Linked DNA regions of Homo sapiens: regions 2 and 3 are each linked to region 1. A link is a contact called in ENCODE Hi-C or POLR2A ChIA-PET data. All regions are on one chromosome and are shown on one strand. The core of a region is the stretch at or near the end of the contact, and the rest is flanking DNA. Distances in the headings are between cores, read along the strand shown. Region 1 has its middle 24 kb from the start of PHACTR2-AS1. Region 2 overlaps UTRN (utrophin). Region 3 overlaps STX11 (syntaxin 11).

What was found. A loop is a pair of places that touch in the nucleus more often than their neighbours do. ChIA-PET counts read pairs that join two places held with the same protein, here RNA polymerase II (POLR2A). Pooled maps may share reads with other maps.
Region 2: a map of naive thymus-derived CD4-positive, alpha-beta T cell shows a loop between it and region 1 (2.2-fold over the local background). The contact joins two enhancer-like sites. A Hi-C loop is called at or near these places in 1 of 168 maps with a recorded cell type or tissue (naive thymus-derived CD4-positive, alpha-beta T cell), 1 of 37 single-sample maps with no recorded cell type and 7 of 50 pooled maps. POLR2A ChIA-PET finds 5 or more read pairs at or near these places in 1 of 52 experiments (naive thymus-derived CD8-positive, alpha-beta T cell).
Region 3: POLR2A ChIA-PET joins it to region 1 with 11 read pairs in activated CD4-positive, alpha-beta T cell. The contact joins two enhancer-like sites. A Hi-C loop is called at or near these places in 1 of 168 maps with a recorded cell type or tissue (naive thymus-derived CD4-positive, alpha-beta T cell) and 10 of 50 pooled maps. POLR2A ChIA-PET finds 5 or more read pairs at or near these places in 1 of 52 experiments (activated CD4-positive, alpha-beta T cell).

Annotation. Positions count from the first base shown.
Region 1 is chr6:143,543,425-143,547,888 of GRCh38, forward strand. It overlaps a transcript of PHACTR2 not described here. Among named protein-coding and RNA genes, the nearest start is that of PHACTR2-AS1, 24 kb to the right of the region's middle. Within about 2 kb of position 2,672, at least 3 of the 41 ENCODE cell types and tissues checked have a DNase peak (open chromatin) inside an H3K27ac peak, as active enhancers do.
Region 2 is chr6:144,342,896-144,347,359 of GRCh38, forward strand. The region is part of intron 2 of UTRN (utrophin); the gene reads left to right. Among named protein-coding and RNA genes, the nearest start is that of UTRN, 60 kb to the left of the region's middle. RefSeq lists enhancers at 2,139-2,639, 2,640-3,140. Within about 2 kb of position 1,961, at least 18 of the 41 ENCODE cell types and tissues checked have a DNase peak (open chromatin) inside an H3K27ac peak, as active enhancers do.
Region 3 is chr6:144,161,123-144,165,586 of GRCh38, forward strand. All of the region lies in intron 1 of STX11 (syntaxin 11), which reads left to right. Among named protein-coding and RNA genes, the nearest start is that of STX11, 13 kb to the left of the region's middle. Within about 2 kb of position 2,014, at least 3 of the 41 ENCODE cell types and tissues checked have a DNase peak (open chromatin) inside an H3K27ac peak, as active enhancers do.

The DNA.
Region 1 (4,464 bases), core at 1,422-3,921:
GACAGGCCAATAAGCCAAAGACCACAGTGCAATAAAGTATAAGCTATGATTAGTGCCCTGTCCTGGGCCTGGGGGAGAACCTAGGATGGTCGGCTATAGGGAATGGCTGTGGGGAGAAAATGCCTCTGGCAAGAGGTGAAACCTGGGCTATCTCTATGCAAAAGGAGGAACTGAAAGATGGAGTTGGGTTGGGGAGGAAGAGTGTTTGGGGATGGGAAACAGTACATGTAAAAGGCCTGAAACAAACTGGCATAATCAGAAAACACTCAGCAGTTGCTTTTGGCTCTGAGCAGGGTTCTTTTGGGAGAGAAGGGAGAGTAGAGAGCTGGGCAGAGACTGAGTATGGGAGGTTGCTGTGTTTGCCTTTTTCCTGGGAGACACAATTTAGGCATTTGCAAGTTTGATATGGATATATTCTGAGTATATTCTGACATGAACACTGAAAGACAGAGACAATGGTAGAAAGAGCACAGACAACTGAGATTGGGACTGTCAGGGCTCAGAAAACAATACCGCAAAGCGTGGTGCTTTGATGTGCTGAGTATTTCTAACTGAAGGACATTGGAAGGGCCTCAGAAGTAAAGCCTCTCTCTGACCTTCTCTTGCCCTTCTCTTGACCTCCTATCTTCTGTTCCCCTTTCTCCCAAAATGCAGGCCACAGAGACTAGAATTCCTCTTCCCTGAGGTGGGTTGTAGAAACTAGGAATGTTACTCTAAACTTGCCCTGCCTTTTTGTGTAGGAACTAGCCGTAAAGAAATTCTTTGACCTGCCTTGTGTGATAGTAGGTCATAAGACCTTCATTCCAGGAGGGAGGGAGGGAGGGAGTGGGAAGGAAGGAAGGCGGGCAGGCTCCCATATCAAATAAAACTTTGATTCAAGAAGTTTGTTAGGCTTTCCTCTTGTTAACCTGTCTTGTGTTACAGGAGTGTTGCCATGACCCTTACGATAGGTGAGAAAAGGTATCACACCTTTCTCCCCCATACACAGAATCTGGTTATTATCTGTGTAATCTTAGGACAGATTGACACCTGCCACCTCCCTATGCTAGGTTTAAGTCACCTCCCTATGCTAGGTTTCCTTATATCTGACCTGAAAATAATTAGTAACAGTAACACATAGCTCATAGGATTATTGTGAGGCTGAAATGTGTGAAAAGTGCTTTTGAACTTTAAAGTACTGTGTAAGTGGTGGCACCTTCGCATGCTTCCATTGTAAGGCTTACTGTGCTGCATTCAAATGATGCATGGATTTTTCTCCTTCCCTGCACCATAAAATCATTGAAGATGGAAAGCATATTTTATTTATTTTTGCATTCTCAGTACCTACTAGAGAGCCTGGTACACACTAGGTGCTCAGTAGATACTTGTAGAATTAATGCATGAATTACCTTAAAAATAGTTCTTTTGACATTAAGTATCTATAAATCAAAAACTAGCCTAAAACGATTTTTTAAAAATGTGTAAATAGAAGATTGGGTAAAAATGGGGATTTCCAAAATTTAAAAATAATGAGAGATTTTTGTTTTTTTTTTTTCTTTGAGACAGGTCTCACTCTGTCACCCAGGCTGGAATGCAGTGGTGCCATCTCAGCTCACTACAACCTCTGCCTCCCATGTTCAAGCGATTCTCCCACCCCAGCCTCCTGAATAGCTGGGACTACAGGCATGTGCCATCATGCCTGGCTAATTGTTGTATTTTTGGGTAGAGATGGGGTTTCACTATGTTGGCCAGGATGGTCTCGAACTCCTGACCTCAAGTGAGCCACCCACCTAGGCCTCCCAAAGTGCTGGGATTACAAGCATAAGCCACTGCTCCTGGCCTGTTTTTGTTTTTTATACAGCTACCCATGAGATCATTAGAACTTCCTTGGGGTTAGTGTGTAAACCTCACTTGGCAACACCTATGGAAGTGAAGAGTGAAAAGGAAGTCATAAGTGTCAGTTCAGCCTGAGGCTAGTGGTGATGGAACCCCAGCCACGGGGACTCTGCAGCCTCCTGGGAATGTTGGTGCTGGGTATTGGATGCAAGAGTGTAGGCAAACGAAGGCAGAAGGAAGTGCACTCATGCTAGCCCAATCCTGCATTATTTCCCCACATGATCACACTCTATAGCAACCCTGTGAGAGAACAGTGTATCAGCTCCTTTTTTCAGGTAAGGAACCTGGTTTCAGAAGAGTGGAGTAATCCACCCAAGTCCCTCAGGCAGCAGGGAAGGAATAGAACCAAGACTCAAATCTTCATGACTTCAAAATGCATACTCTTTTCTTACCCTACCCCACCCTAGTACATATCTATCACCCCTCATAGAAACAACTCATGTTTATCTCCACCAACAGAGGGAAAATCGCATTATGTTTTACTCTGAATTATGAAAGAGATCATCAGAATAAATATCACTTTCTATCAAAAAGTATTTTTAAGGCCCCAGTCAATGGTCGTCTACTTTAAGGTGCATTCAACACCACATTTCTAGCATAAAGAACAAATTTGACTTACTCGTGATGGAGTGTTCTGCCGTGTTTTCAGGCTAGCACATTTCGGTGATCATTACTTAGGTGGATTCTTTTAATCTAAAACAACTCAGTTTTAGAATCATGTGTTTAATTCATGCCCAAGAACCATATCTTGTCTCAAGGTACAAGTGTAGTTTCGGTTACAGTGAAACTCAGGAAAAAACATTGAAGCAGCTTTAGTGTTTTTAAAATACCATGCTGAGTGACTCATTATCTTTGATCACACTTGCTGAAATTTGCACAGAGAAGTAGGTTGCAGCAGCGTGCCTTAGAAAGATTTCTGAGCTCTAACTTATTTTGTGACCTGTTGGCTAAAATTTGACATTTATATGCCTTACTTTGCAGTTTCTTGATACCTCTGTGAAGTCTTGAGAAAGAGTAGCTATTGCTTATCCCTCGTAACAGGAAGAAACTTGTGACTTAAAAAAAAAAAAAAACATGTTATCTCTCTCTAGAACTTTGGACTGTGGCTAGGGCAAGAATGTCAGAGGTACAATGCTTTGATTTTGGGTCCATAACTCACATACTGTAAGCATGTGACATAATAATTAATGGTCATTAGTCAGGTCATCAATGTTGATTTATGATCTTTTTTGTTTTATGTATATTTTCACCTACCTGAATGTTTGGCATATCTTCTTTGGAGGTATAATTTCTATTAAATAATCTTCAAGTAGCCTAAATATCAAGAACAAACATATTAAACCCCTTTTCTCCAAACTACTGGTCATTATAAATCTTTGATTTTTACTCCAGATGTTTGGAGAACAAGACAGAAAGGTGTGATAATGATAAAGAATGTGATTTAGCCTGGGCGCAGTGGCTTACACATGTAATCCCAACATTTTGGGAGGTGGAGGCAGAAGGATTGCTTGAGTCCAGGAGCTTGAGACAAGCCTGGGCAACATAGTGAGACCCCATCTCAAAAAAAAAAAAAATAAAAAATAAAAAATTAGCCAGGTGAACTGGTGCGCACCTGTAGTCCTTGCTACTCAGGAGGCTGAAGTGGAAAGATTGCTTGAATCCAGCAGTTCGATGCTGCAGTGAGCTGTGATTGTGGCACTGCACTCCAGCCTGGGTAACAAAGTGTGACCCCATCTAAAAAAAAAAAAGAATATGGCTTATGGTTAGTAAGTGTTATAGAATTTATGTCTTCAAATGAGTGTTATCTTTTAGAGTTGTCATATTGGAAGAGTATGTACTCATTCCCATTATAATCTTATTAGGCAAAACAGTGTTCAACAAAAGTTTTGTGACTAAAATATGTGACCCATATTTTTATCCTCTTGCCCTAACTATACCTCAATTGTAGCTCTTTCTAAAAATCATGTCTACATTTGAGTGACATAGATGTACTGTCACTGAGGAAGATTTGAAAAAGCATTCCATAAATGGCAGTAACAGTGGCCACATAGTAGGAATACATTTATTGTCTCCCAGCATGATTATTTTGGTGGGAATAACAATCATTTGGACAGCTAAGTCATTCACATTACTTTATAGTAACACTGCGTACCTCCAAAATATATAACCACACAAGGTCATATGTGCTAACCAAGCAGATCAGTTGGAACTGTTAACACAGTGACTGTGAGATCTAGAAAGTAAAGGAGCTTTGAAACAGCCACTGTGACATTTGTAGAAGGGACCCAATCAGATATGAATGAGAGGATTACTAAGTAATAGCAAGGGTTTGAACAAAATGAACAAATTTCTATAGTTAGCAATAGAGACTCCCTTCTTCGAATGAAGGAAAAGGGGTTTGTTTGTCTATTTGTTAACAAGAGCAGCCATTAACCGGGAAGGAGAGTGTGGCTTCATGATACCTTGCGGCCAGGAACTGATACATTGATACATTGGTTGTGATCAAGGAGGGCACTCTCTTTTTGTTTCCAGGGATTGATCTAACTCTCTCTTGCCCGCTGTATCTATGTATGTATGTATGTACGTATG
Region 2 (4,464 bases), core at 711-3,210, 800 kb after region 1:
TCCCGGTCTCCCTCCCTGTGACAGTCCTAGAAGACAGGTGAAGTCAGCCCGTCCATTTTACAGATTTGGAGACTGAGGCTTAGAGAGAGAGAGAGAGTATTTTGCCAGAGTCATACAGCTACTAGTCTAAGGAAAATGCAGAGATGAGGAGGAGGAGCATAGGGGAGGTACTGTTAGTTTCTCTTTTCTGTATCATAGTACAGTAGCAGGATGAGAGACACCTTTGAATTCAAACCTGTGTGTATCCTGACAAAGATACATATTCTATGAAAAGTCTTTGCTAATAAGTAGAAGATTTCTATTTCACAACAAGCAAGAAAAAGAATGAGAGAAGGACTAGAAAGTAGATGTGATCATATGAATAATGATTTTCCTTGCTTTTTGCATGTATGTGGTGGACACATGCAGAAGTGACAGCAGGAGTTCGAGACCAGCCTGACCAACATGGTGAAATCCCGTCTCTACTAAACACACACACACACACACACACACACACACACACACACACACACACAATAGCCGGGCATGGTGGTGGGCACCTGTAATCCCAGCTACTTGGGAGGCTGAGGCACAAGAATGACTTGAACCCAGGAGGCGGAGGTTGCAGTGAGCTGAGATCATGCCATTGCACTCCAGCCTGGGTGACGAGTGAAAAAAAAATAATGATAATAAAGAGAGCAAGGTGACCACAAAAGAGAATAGGCTGGAAAAATTTGTCTAAATGGTGGCCTCTTCTCTTATAGCTGCATATGGTTAAGTTTATTTTTTCCCTAGTAGCGAATTCTAAGGGATGAAGAAGAAATCCTTTTCAGTTTTACTTCCCCAAGGTGTGTATAACTACTATAGTGAAATAATAAGTCCAATTTATTCTTTGAAGTATAGTTAATATGTAACGAAACTCCTAAGGCCAGTTGTATACCCAGGGCAAACGCCTTCTAACATCTTTATTTATCTACGCAGTGGGTAGGGAGGTGGGTGGAGTGCCCCTTCCCAGCTGATACTGTCAAAACAGGAAGCAAAGTTATAATCTCTGTCATAGGAACATGAATAGAGGCCCTTAGTTGTGACTATTAAAAAAACAAAAAACCTGCCTAAGGAGTTTTCACTGACTACAAAGTGTAACTTCCTCTCTGGTGTTTAGAGGAGGTGGGGTTAGGTTTAGTCAGATCCTCTCATGGGAAAAATAAAAGCCACCAAAAAAAAAAAAAAAAAAAACCCAAAATAACACAGGACATCCCAGTGTGCAGTTCGAAGGCTGCTTTTGTTGTCCACTTCCTCCACATCTTTTTCCTCATCATCTAAGCAGATGTAGGTGATGAGCGGCCTGGCAGCCACCACGTTTCATTGGAAAAAGTGCAGATTGGATTTGCCAGGGCATGTAGCTCTCCAGGCTTGCAAGCGATTACCAGGTAAGTTTGTCAACTTGCACGACTCCCAGCCAGTGAGGTTTTCTTAAGAAACGTCTATGAAGACAGGGTTCTTTCATTCAGTTTTGTTAAGTAACAAAGCTTAGGACCAGGCTGGTGACGGGAACAGACAGCCTGTCTTTCCTGCTGCCACGTCTGTTGTGGACCCTCAAGAGTAGAGACCAACGCTGTCTGCTTCACACTTCTCTTCAGGAAGTGATAATTCACCAGAGTTATTAGTTTCTTTGGAAGAAGCCTTCCAGGATCCCTATATTTGTGGTAGCAAATATGCTTCACTTTACCTCCCTGTATTTTCAAAATAGCTTACTCTGTGCTGTTTACTGCCATCTAGAGAAGAAGCCTCCTTTGTGGTGTTGAGTATTGGTAGACCTCATCCCATATTGTATTTGATTTACTCTGTTGGCTAAAAAGGCATTTTACTTCTTGAAATATTTAGTTTTGACCTGAGAAAGGGGAGAATAAAACGTTTGTACTTTGGGGGACAGTATGAGTGCTGGGGTTTCTGTTTCAGTGCAGGCTTGTCTATGAGACATGCATATGCATAACTTCATGCAGGGAAAGTGTCGTGCACTTTTCTCTCGCTGAAGTTTACTTCCGGGGTGACTTAGTTTTTCTGATCAGTTTAGATGTTCATATCTTGTTTAATGTATACATGTGTGTACTGGTTGTATGAGCTTTTGGAGGGGAAAAACCCCAAGTGATGTGTTTTATTCGATCATACATATCATGCATGAATGTTGTCACTATGAAAAAACTTTGAGACTGGTTGGTTTTCTTTTTCAATGTTTTCCTTTCTTGTGGAATTACTCTTTCCCTCTTAATGTTTTCCTTCTTAGCTTCAGTGAATGAGGTGGTAAGGGGTTGTAGCGTTGTCTCTGCAGAGCAAATTCAAACCAAAATGATTGGAGCAGCCCATATTTTCTTAGTGAATTGGGTTTCTTGAACAAGTGGCATAGGAGACTGGTGTGCTACAATTCTCATCATTAACTGTTACTTCTTTCTTAAATAACCATGTGATCCCAACACAACATCAAAATACCTCTCAGGGACCTGAATTAAAACTCCACGCGGGCCAGGCACAATGGCTCATACCTGTAATCCAAGCACTTTGGGAGGCTGCGGCATGAGGATCACTTGAGGCCTGGAGTTCGAGACCACTCTGGGCAACACAGGGAGATTCCATCTCTACAAAAAATTTAAAAATCAGCCAGGCATGGTGGCATGTGCCTGTGGTCCCAGCTACTTAGGAGACTGAGGTGGGAGGATAGCTTGAACCTAGGAGTTTGAGACTAGTGAGCCACGATCATGCCGCTGCATTCCAGTTTGGACAACAGAGGGATACCTTGTCTCAAAAACCTGCATAGGGGCAGCAATTGCAGGCTTGTGGCCTTTCGAAGATTTCCTTTGATTGTCACTAAATCCTCTCTCTTTCCCCACCATTAAGAGTCTCTGTGGTCAGCTAGTCTTCATCAAAGGGTCTTGCTACAAAGGGTCTAGGGTAACCTTAATGATTGAAATCAGAAGACAGCTAGAAGAAAAGTACAAACAAACCTTTAAATAATAAGCAGGCTTTGGCCGGGGGCGGTGGCTCACGCCTGTAATCCCAGCACTTTAGGAGGCCAAGGCAGGCGGATCACCTGAGGTCAGGAGTTCTAGACCAGCCTGGCCAACATGGTAAAACCTTGTCTCTACTAAAAATACAAAAATTAGTCGGGCGTGGTGGCACGTGCCTGTAATCCCAGCTACTTGGGAGGCTGAGGCAGGAGAATCACTTGAACCTGGGAGGTGGAGGTTGCAGTGAGCCAAGATCACACCATTGCACTCCAGCCTGGGTGAAAGAGCAAAACTCTGTCTCAAAAAAAAAAAAAATAAAATAAAAAAGCAGGCTTTTAAATGAGTAGCTACAGTGTTAAATATATTTAAATGCTGTGCTGGTTGAGTTCTGGTTCATTTAGATAACATTCTTTCCTGCCCTATGACCAATCAAAAGGCTTTAGGAAAATAGCATTTTTAAAATTAAAATGTATTTCAGTGCATGTTATTTTAATAAAAATAGAAAACCAATGTGTACATGATTTCCAATTTCACAAGGGCCTAGATTCTCCTCTCATCAGTTGCTATTGAACTGATTTTTTTGTGTGTGTCCATAGTGTAGGCTCTTTAGTCATCTTGTTAGAAATAAGGACATTAAATTTAATGTTAAAAATAATATTTTCAGCCAGGCACAATGGCTCATGCTTGTAATCCCAGCACTTTGGGAGCCCGAGGCGGGCAGATCACCTGAGGTCAGGAGTTCAGGCCAGGAGCCTGGCCAATGTGGTGAAACATCGTCTCTACTAAAAATACAAAAATTAGCTGGGTGTGGTGGTGGGTGCCTGAAATCCCAGCTACTTGGGAGGCTGAGGCAAGAGAATCGCTTGAACCCGGGAGGCGGGGGTTGCAGTGAGCTGAGATTGCGCCACTGCACTTCAGCCCGGGCATCAGGGCGAGACTCTGTTTAAAAAAAAAATAGATCTCTATCTCTATCACTATCTCTCTGTCTATCTATGTATCATCTATCTATCTATCTATCTATCTATCTATCATCTATCTATCTATCGATCTCTATCTTTATCCAGCTGTATCATCATTTTCACTAGATGCTAACAATAATATAACTGAGATAAACCAAAGTTTCAAAACAAGCTTGAAAATGTGAAATGAATAATTTGGAGGCGGGACTGGCCATTTAGGCATCTATGAAGGCCCAGATGACTCATGTCTGGAAATTGCCACTGCTCAGGAAACCACTCCTGGGAGCCCTGCTCGTTTTGCCATCCTTCCTGCTTTCTTGCCTGCTGACAGGACTCTATGTCAGCTGTTTCCTTTTTAGATGGAAGGGTTAAAAGATTCACTACTTGGGTCCCCCATTAGAATCACCAACATGCTTGTGCCCCACAGTCAGAGATCGTGACTTGATTGGACTGAGGCCCTGCTCTGTAGCTTGTCAAAAGCCAGCCAAGGGTGTCCAATGTGGAGGGTACAGGGGAATGTATTC
Region 3 (4,464 bases), core at 764-3,263, 620 kb after region 1:
TGAATACTTAATTAACTGTAAATGAGCTCCATTTATTATATTTTCATGAAGAATTTGAATTTTTAAATAAGAAGCAATGATGGCAGAATGGAGTATTTTCTCTTTTTGAAAGTAAACTCGTTAGAGGATGAAACGTATTCCTTAAGGAATCAAAATTATAATAGTGTCACTTCATCTGAAAACATTAACAGTTAGTGGAGGAAAATCCTGTTTAGTCAGCATATTTTTGGATTCTTTAATTGGAAATTTTCTTTTTTTCTCCTTTGAGACAAAGTCTCACTGTCGCCCACGCTGGAGTGCAGTGGCATGATCTCAGCTCACTGCAACCCCCGCCTCCCAGGTTCAAGCAATTCTCATGCCTCAGCCTCCCTAGTAGCTAGGATTACAGGCGCCCGCCACCACGTCCAGCTAATTTTTGTATTTTTAGTAGAGACGAGCTTTCACCATGTTGATCAGGCTGGTCTCAAACTCCTGACCTCAGGTGATCCACCCACCTCAGCCTCCCGAAGTGCTGGGATTATAGGCATGAGCCACCGCACCCGGCCGGAAAATTTCTTAAGTTATTAACTGCCTTTTGCTGGAACTTCAAGTGCTATGGATAGTTTGTATTTCTGTTGACATCTAGATACGTGCACCCACCACTGTTAACAGCAGCACAAACACAATACATATTTTCATTCGTAGGATGTTTTCTCTCTGAAATTCCTATTATTTGGAATTTGAATGTAAGGGGCTGGACCTCTAAGCTCCTTATCTTTACTCTGTTATTTTTTCAACTCTTTTTTCTTTCTTTCTCTTTATAGAAAAAGATCTTCTATTTTTCTGCCTGTAAGATATAGCTCAGTGTGCTGGTAAGTAGGTGAAGGAGGAGGGTTTGAAGGTGCAACATTCCATGTAAAAATATTCACTGAATCCTCCTCTTTTCAGTTGGCTACCTCTACCGCACTCTAGATTCTCTTTTACCCTGTTCAGAGTCTAATCTGTCATCTGTCTACTCTTCTGCCAGGGTGGAACAGAGGATGGAGGGCCCTCCCACTTCTTTAAAAAGCTTCTGACCAAACCCAACTTGTTATTACCCCACCATCACGCCCTTTCCCGTAGATACTCGGCCTTTTATTATGAGTTCTGAGTCTTTAGAAATTTATTTGATGGTGTAACTTCGGTTGCTTCTTGGACTTCTCCATTGTTCACTGAGGATTTAACTTTCTTAAATCTACTAGACCAATTATCATTTATCCATTTGCTTCATAATTTCCAACATTGTGTTGCTGTTTTCTTCTCTCTTATTCTTTATCCTAGTTGGCTTATGCCTTTAGAAAGTTCCTTTAGTGGAGTTTTGGAAGGGAGCAAAAGTAATGTTCAATTTGCTATTTTATCCAGAATGTGGAAGGCGTCTTCAAAAATGCAAATATGCTTTCTTGATGGAGCAGTATATTAAGCTATTAGCACTTACAAGCAGATACATTCATCAGAACAGTTGTTTACTGCCCTAAAACATAGAGGATGGATCATAGGCATGGGATGTTTTGATGGACAAATTTGAATTTGGATAGGGGATGGGAAAGGTTGAGGGACATCTCTGGTTGGAGGGCATCTCCAGAAGAAAGGCAGGATAAGGTGGTTTGCCATGGTGGAGTTTGTGTAGGCCAAGACAGGCTAAGAGCAGTAAGTAAAAAATTACTCAACTATCATTTATAAATCTTCTTGTTGATATTCATAGAAAGTGTGTATGTTTACCAACATGAGTGACAACATAAGTATTATCTAAGAAAATACCTGCATTTGTTGGGAATTCATTCACTGTGTGTAAATACCTTTTGAGGTTCATTGTCTTATTCTAGTTTGCTCAGTGCTAGGAGTCCCATACAGGCTTATTCGATTCTGCATCCTTATTTAAACACTAAGCTATTCTTTGTGTCGTAGTTGAAACCAGTGATTGAAATTAATAAATTCATTGTAAATACATAGAAAACTGAAGATGAATTTCTCCCACGATCTTCATAGTTCCGTCTTTAAATGTGTTGTGAACCTCTGTCAGATAGTCGATAATGGGGAAGTTGCGTAAGTCAGTTTTGGTTTCAACTGTGTCTACATTTAAAATATCTCATCAGTCTTACCTTCTGTCAAATTTATAACATTTTAATTTATTTTTTTAAAAATGCTTTATGGGCTAGGCGTCATGGCTTATGCCTGTAATTCCAGCACTTTGGGAGGCCAAGGCAGGAGGATTGCTTGAGCCCATGAGTTTGAGACTATCTTAGGCAGCATAGCGAGACCCCATCTCTACAAAAATTTTAAAACTTAGCCCATGGTGAGACACCATCTCTACAAAATTTTTTATTTTTAAAATTTTTTTTTTAATTTTTGTTTTTTGAGACAGAGTCTTACTCTGTCATCCAGGCTGGAGTGCAGTGGCGCAATCTCAGCTCACTGCAACCTCTGCTTCCTGGGCTCAAGTGATTCTCCCTGCCTCTGCCTCCCAAGTAGCTGAGATAACAGGCACCTGCCACCACACCTGGCTAATTTTTGTATTTTTTTTCTTAGTAGAGACAGGGTTTCTCCATGTTGGCCAGGCTGGTCTTGAACTCCTGACCTCAGGTGATGCACCCTCCTCAGCCTCCCAAAGTGCTGGTATTACAGGTGTGAGCCACTGTGCCTGGCCCCAAAATTTAAAAATTAGCTGGGTGGTGGCACATGGCTTGTAGTCCCAGTACCCAGGAGGCTGAGGTGGGAGGATTGCTTGAGCCCAGTGGATGGAGGCTGCAGAAAGCTATGATTGTGCCACTGCACTCAAGCCTGGGTAACAGAGCAAGACCTTGTCTCTCTCTCTCTCATAAAAAGGTTTATGTTAAGTTTTTTTGTTAGTTTTGTTTTTTGCTTATCTAGAAAATATACTTTAAAAGGACTGGGACCACCTATGTTTTGCTCACCAAGCTGACCTCATCATATCATGCCTGGCACATAAATACTCAATAAATACTTGTTGAATAAACACATGAAAGTCCCTGTCAGAGTAGCCTGTGCAAACATGTGTCCTGAAAGATGTGGATAAGAATATCAATCACATAGTCTGCCTTGTGAATATTACTTAAAATCTCGTTAAAAGCCTTCCCAACTTGGTTTATAAAAATAAAATAAAGCTAATGGATGCCATTATTTCTATGCTGTTGTGTATATTTTAGCTAATAGAATTGAGGTATTTTAATATTATGTTAAAATCAAATGATAAAGAATACTCAACATAAGTAAAAGTGAAAGTTAACGGTACTTAAAATTGTATGCATTTCATGATTTCTGGGAATGATTCTGCATGGATACTGATAGTCTATTCACAAGAGAACAAATTACATTATTCTTTAGCTACAGAATTTTCTGCAGTTTTGGACATATAAAAAGATATCTACTGATTCCCATGATAAACATTACCAGTATCACTGCAAACATGCAGCATCTCTTTTATCCAAATTAGAAGCTCACATATGAGGGAAAATTAAAATTCTGTTGGTATTAAAAGATGTTTAAGATTTTTTTCAATACCTGTAGATGTTGATTCTATATAGCTTTATTTTATTTTATTTTTCATTTTTTGAGACAGAGTTTTGCTCTTATTGCCTAGGCTGGAGTGCAGTGGCACAATCTCGGCTCACTGCAACCTCCATCTCATGGGTACAAGTGATTCTCCTGCTTCAGCATCCCAAGTAGCTGGGATTACAGGCACCTGCCACTATGCCTGGGTAATTTTTTTTTTATTTTTAGTAGAGTTGCGGTTTCACCATGTTGGCCAGGCTAGTCTCAAACTCCTGACCTCAGGTGATCCGCCTGCCTCGGCCTCCCAAAGTGCTGGGATTACAGGTGTGAACCACCATGCCCAGCCTATATAGCTTAAAAAGAGCACAGTTGCTACATGGAACAGTTTCAATTGGGGTAAATGTGTAAGAAATTTGATCTACGACTACTTTTTAGTTGGTTTTGTTTTGCAGGGAGATATTGGTTATTTGTCTTCTTTGACAGGTGTAATGCAATATATTCACTTTGAAGAAAAATTTTCTTGGCCGGGCGCGGTGGCTCACGCCTGTAATCCCAGCACTTTGGGAGGCTGAGGCGGGCAGATCACCTGAGGTTGGGAGTTTGAGACCAACCTGACCAACATGGAGAAACCCCGTCTCTACTAAAAAATACAAAATTAGCGGGGCGTGGTGGTGCATGTCTGTAATCCCAGCTACTCGGGAGACTGAGGCAGGAGAATTGCTTGAACCCGGGAGGCGGAGGTTGCGGTGAGCAGAGATCGCGCCATTGCACTCCAGCCTGGGCAACAAGAACGAAACTCTGTCTCAAAAAAAAAAAGAAAAACAAAAAAGAAAAATTTTCTTTACAATAAGTGAGTTTGTTTTCTTAGCTCCTTTTATATAGTGAGTACAAAGCACCTAACTCTTGTCTTCCTGAAGTTTGAGCTGAATAGAGCAT